2 separate regions of the Mus musculus genome follow, and region 1 is linked to region 2. The links are chromatin loops, found by intact Hi-C in ENCODE. Cell type or tissue: left cerebral cortex. All regions are shown on one strand.

Region 1 (2,500 bases), 88 kb after region 2:
TCCTTTCCTGTCTTGACTCCCACGGGCTGCAGTTACTGAAAGCCACCGACCGAGAAGGCAACTTGATCGCCATCTTCCTTGAGGAGCACAGCCGGGTGCTACAGCAGCTCCAGGTCTTCACATTCTTCCCCGAGTCCCTCCCAGCGCCCAGGAAGCCCTTTGAGAGGAAAACCACAGACCGCCAGTCATCCCGGAAGACCCTTCTGGGCATGGTGAGTAGGCACCTGGTGTGGCTCCAGGACTGACCTGTGCACACCGGGCATCTAAGCGCATCACCTCATCTCCGGACAGGAGTTGATACTGGCCAGCCCTCCATCACAGGGCCATTACCAGGCTTAACCGAGTTAAGGTGTGGAGCTGCCCAGCACGTGAGCACCATGCAGGTAGACATATTTAATATTGAACAGCTGCTGTGCTTCTGCACATGAGCAGTGTGTGGGAGTCTTGACTTCATAACCAAGGGAGAACCTGAGGCTATTGGTCGGGCCTGTTCCATCTCGGGCATCACTGAGGCGGTTGCTGGTACCCAGCTGGGACCACCTGGAGATTTGGAGTTTGATGCCTCCTGAATCCTTCTTGGATCTTAGTGAAGCACTTGTACACTGATAAGTTAATTAAGGGAAATGAGTCAGGTCTGGTTTTGATCTTGTATTAGGCTAACACAGCCAAACCTTTAATGACTTCTTTGCCTGGAGTAGCATTGTGGTTTTTGGGATTTTTTTGTTTGTTTGTTTGTTTTGTTTTTTTAACACAGGTCTTTCATATTTTAAAATTTGCAGTAAGATACATCAGATCCTGTGGGCTTCTAGACAAGAAGGACGGGTCACCCTCCCTATATTGGCATTTGCTCCATAAAATCCCATGAGCATTTGTTTACAAGGGAGAATTGGATTTACTATTGCCTTTAGTTTTTCATTTTAAAGATTTTTATTTTAGATTATATGTGTAGGTACCTGTGGAATCCAGAAGAGGGCGTTGGATGCTCTGGGGCTCCAGACACTGATGGTCGTGAGGTGTCTAAAATGGGTTCTCTGGTCCTCTGCAAGAGCAGAGAGCATCCTTGACCCCTGAACCATCTCTCCAGCTCCTCCCTTTAATTTAACTCTCATTATTTAGGTCTATATAACAATAATATAAGACCTAGTGATATGCTTGGTATTTAGAATTTTTTGTTTTCATTTTAAATTTTATTTTAGGGGCTGGAGAGATGGCTCTCCAGAGGTTAAGAGCCCTGACTGCTCTTCCAGAGGTCCTGAGTTCAAATCCCAGAAACCACAGGGTGGCTCACAACCATCTGTAATGGGATCTGGTGCCCTCTTCTGGCCTGCAGGCATACGTGCAGGCAGACCACTATAACATAATATATAAATAATCTTGTTTTAAAATGTTTTTGGGTCAGGCGTGGTGGCACACGCTTTTAATCCCAGCACTTGGGAGGCAGAGGCAGGCGGATTTCTGAGTTTGAGGCCAGCCTGGTCTACAAAGTGAGTTCCAGGACAGCCAGGGCTATACAGAGAAACCGTGTCTCGAAAAACCAAAAAAAAAAAAAAAAGTTTTTAGGTTTTTGTTTTTTGGTTTTTTGGGTTTTTTTTTTTTGGTACTAGCAATTGAACCCAAGGCCTTACACATGTAAAAAATATGCTCTGCCTCTGGGCTACAGCACCTCCCCAGCCTCAGAACTTTGGTTGTATTTTAATCCTATTTTTGTTTTGTTGTTCTTGTTGTTGCATAAAGTAAGGGTGTTAGCTTGCCTCAGAGCCATTAAAACATTGCAGTGTGCTTTTTACCTAACACAGCCAGACTCGATTATAAAAATGTGGCTCAGGGTTGGTGCCTCCCTCCTGCCGTGGCAGGCTGAGATTAACCATAGCTGCCAGGGTGCCAGCGTGAGTTTTCTCATTGGCCCTGTTCTACCTTTTCAGCCAAGCTACATGCTGCAGTCGGAAGAGCTGCGGAGCTCCCTGCTGGCGAGGTACCCGCCGGAAAAGCTCTTCCACGTCCAGCGGAACTTCAACGCTGCGCAGGACTTGGATGTCTCCCTTTTGGAAGGCGACCTGGTGGGCGTGATCAAAAAGAAAGACCCCATGGGCAGCCAGAACCGCTGGCTCGTGGACAACGGAGGTGAGCCTTTGACTAGGGGGAAGTAACTATAGAGTTGACCTGATTTCTACAGTGGGCGGAGCCCGGGTTGAGCCGGAAGCTGCCTGCTAAAGATTACTGTTGTTTTGATGACTTTCAGAGACAGTTGCTTTAATTATTTATCCTGAAGATGTCGCTGTGTTTGCCTTCTGTGTGTAAACTGTAAAGTGTATGTGATATAAAGCCTGTGGTTTTGTCAGCTTCCCCTGCAGCAGTGTCCATGGCTGTTCAGAGAGTGACTCAAAATCAAACAGCTCGTAGCTTTCTTTTTTTGAAGGAGGATTCTGGACTTCAGTGTAACCCATTTCCCCAGAATTCTAAAATGCAGCAAGCTGAGAAGAACAGGGCTTTTTCAGAACCT
Region 2 (2,500 bases):
TTCCAATGTTGTTTTAGTTTCAAAATGAAATCTTTGCTTCCAGTTCATCTGGCTTTCATAAGGACTCCTTGGGTCCAAACCACAATAGAAAAGTATGCACACAGAAAACAGAATTGTGGTTAGTTAATAATAACAAGCATTAGCGCCAGGGTGTGGCAGTGCTCACCTTTCCCCCAGCACCTGGAGGTGGAGGCAGAGGCAAATGGATCGCTGGGGGTTTGAGACCAGCCTGGTCTACACAGCAAGGTTTAGGACAGTCAAAGCCACATAAGAGAGAGGAGACTCTGTCTCAAAAGAGAAAGTAAGTAAGAAAGAAAGATAATAATACCATTATCTAGGTAGTAGATTGTCATTTTACTTGAAAGGGGGAGAAAAGCTTACTGTTTGACAGGCCGCTGAAGCATTTGATCAATTTCTTTCAAAAACAAAAATCTGGAATATTTATGTTTTACCACAAAAATGCCTTCCTTCAGTGTTCAGACAGCAAAGGAGGAGAATAATGTATGTGAGCAGCAGTTTCACCCCTAGGTACAGCCTCCAAAGAACTGGAAGCAATGGGTCCAGCAGATACGTGTACGATTTGGGTCCTAGCCTTAGCCACAGTAGCCAAAGGGGAAACTCCGCCGAATGCCCAGTGAAGGACAAACGCCTAAACACAACGCAGTATATTTAGCAGTAAAAAGGAAGGAAATTCCGACACATAGAACAGCACAGATGAAACTTAGGGCATTATTCTAACCAAAATAAGGCAGGCACCAAAAGGCCAAGTATTGTAGATTGCATGTATGAGGGTCTTCAGAGTAGACGAATTCTTAAGGACACGAGAGACTAGGAATCGCTGGGAGTGGAGTCCCTGTACGATAAGAGCAGTTTCAGTTTGGGAAGTTGGGGTCCCGGTGCCGGACAAGATGATGGATGCGTAGCAATGTGAATTTACCTACTCTGATGGACTGCACGCACACTTGACAATGGTTCAAACGATACACTTTATGCTATGTCTAGTTTACTACGATTTTTGAAGAGTCAAGAAACAATCTAGCTGATGAGATTTTAAAATAAAGCCTTATCTCTGCTGTGTGTGCATAGTGATATATGATTCCTGCATTCCTCAAATCTGCTAGGTCGGTCCCCGCGCTTGCACCAGCTCCTCCACGCACTTGCGATCTTTAACAGTCAGAAGTCTTCCGGGACTTTTCAGAAACCGGGACGTTTGGTTCTAGTATTCTGTGATTCCTTGCTTTTAAATTCTCAAAATTGTCCTGTGAGACTTTGCTCGGGAGAAAAGAAAAAAAAATCGATGAGGAGTGGGCAGTAACCTGATGGTGTTCCCCTGTAATCCAGCACTTGGAGGAGTGAAGGACGATGGAAGGTTCAAGGCTAGCCTCCGCCTCGGAGTAAGAGAATTCGCGCAGCGGAGAATTTGAGTTCTCTAGGTTGGCGGTAGCGCGAGTGCGTGGGGATCTGGATCCTAGCCTGAGCGAGGTGTGTCGCTAAACGCCCCCACGCAGTCCGTGCCTCAGTTTCCCTGAAAGGCCCTGGGAGCCCGAGCCCTGACGTGGCGGAGCGACGGGCTAGGCGGCCGCCAGGGGGCGCGAGCGCGGGAAACGGAGCCGGGGGCCACCGGACGGAAGCGGCGCTAAGGGAGGCGGGGCGGCGCGGAGTCACCCGGATCGGCCCGCCCGCCCGCCGCCGCTGAGGGGAGGTGACCGCGGCCCGGCCGGGCCACCAGTGGCTGTGCGCGGAGGGAACGCCGAGCGGCAGAGAGCAGGTCGGTGCGGGGCCGGGCGTCCGTGGGGTGGCGGGGTGGTGGGGTAGCGGGGACGGTCGCCTGCGGGGCGCGCGGGGCTTGCGGCGCAGCTCTCGGTCGCGCTGAGCTGCGCTCCGCGAGACGCGAGGCCCTCGCTGTCTTCACTCACGGCCGAGGGGGTGCAGGGGGGGGGGGGCAGCAGCCCTAGGGACCGTCCCGGGGCGCGGACCGGGGGGCGAGGTGTCCAGCCGGGGCGCTGTCACTGCGCCGCCCTGCCTCTTGGCTTTGAGTTGAAGAACTGAGCCCCAGTCCTGCTCCTGGTCACTGCTGCAGCTGGTGGGCATGAGAGGCCGGGATTTCGTGACAGCCAGGCAGCGATGGTTTCCCAAATAACCCGGGACTATTTATATTTAGCTGGAGATGCAGTTTTGGCTTACTGGAGTTTTTAGGTACCCAGGACGATTGCATGCTTGTGTCAGAGGAGGATGGTTGTCACTCGAATAAAGGGGTGTTGGGGTGACCGGACAGGACAGCATGTGGTGTGTATTAAGAGCTGCGAAGGGTGTTTTTAGGGCACAGGGTCGTGTTGAAAAACCAACTTGAAAAGCAAGGTCGCATGTGGGATTATGGCTGGCAAATTCTGTAACCTGTCTGACAGTGTTTCTTTTATAGTCTTGGGAGCACCTTGTGGAACTTCCTAATTAATAATGGTGACAAGCTAGTGATGACACCGATTCTCTGGTAGGAGCATAG

What was found. Hi-C counts contacts between places; a loop is a spot of excess contacts. Peaks named below come from ENCODE experiments on the same cell type or tissue, not always from the same donor. Only the 100,000 strongest peaks of a DNase experiment are listed, where the experiment ranks them.
Region 1: it touches region 2 in a loop (2.3-fold over the local background); 12 of 42 quality-filtered maps call a loop at or near these places.

What each region holds. Positions count from the first base shown.
Region 1 is chr19:43,851,845-43,854,344 of GRCm38, reverse strand. Dnmbp (dynamin binding protein) reads left to right here. Exons shown (of 16, transcript NM_028029.4): 13 at 33-212; 14 at 1,923-2,121. Among named protein-coding and RNA genes, the nearest start is that of Gm24400, 4.3 kb to the left of the region's middle. In left cerebral cortex, a CTCF peak has its summit at 1,304 (motif pointing left); DNase peaks (open chromatin) are centred at 1,295 and 2,243.
Region 2 is chr19:43,939,385-43,941,884 of GRCm38, reverse strand. Dnmbp (dynamin binding protein) reads left to right here and starts at 1,687. Exons shown (of 16, transcript NM_028029.4): 1 at 1,687-1,768. In left cerebral cortex, a CTCF peak has its summit at 1,554 (motif pointing right); DNase peaks (open chromatin) are centred at 1,603 and 2,159; H3K4me3 peaks cover 1,313 bases; H3K27ac peaks cover 450 bases.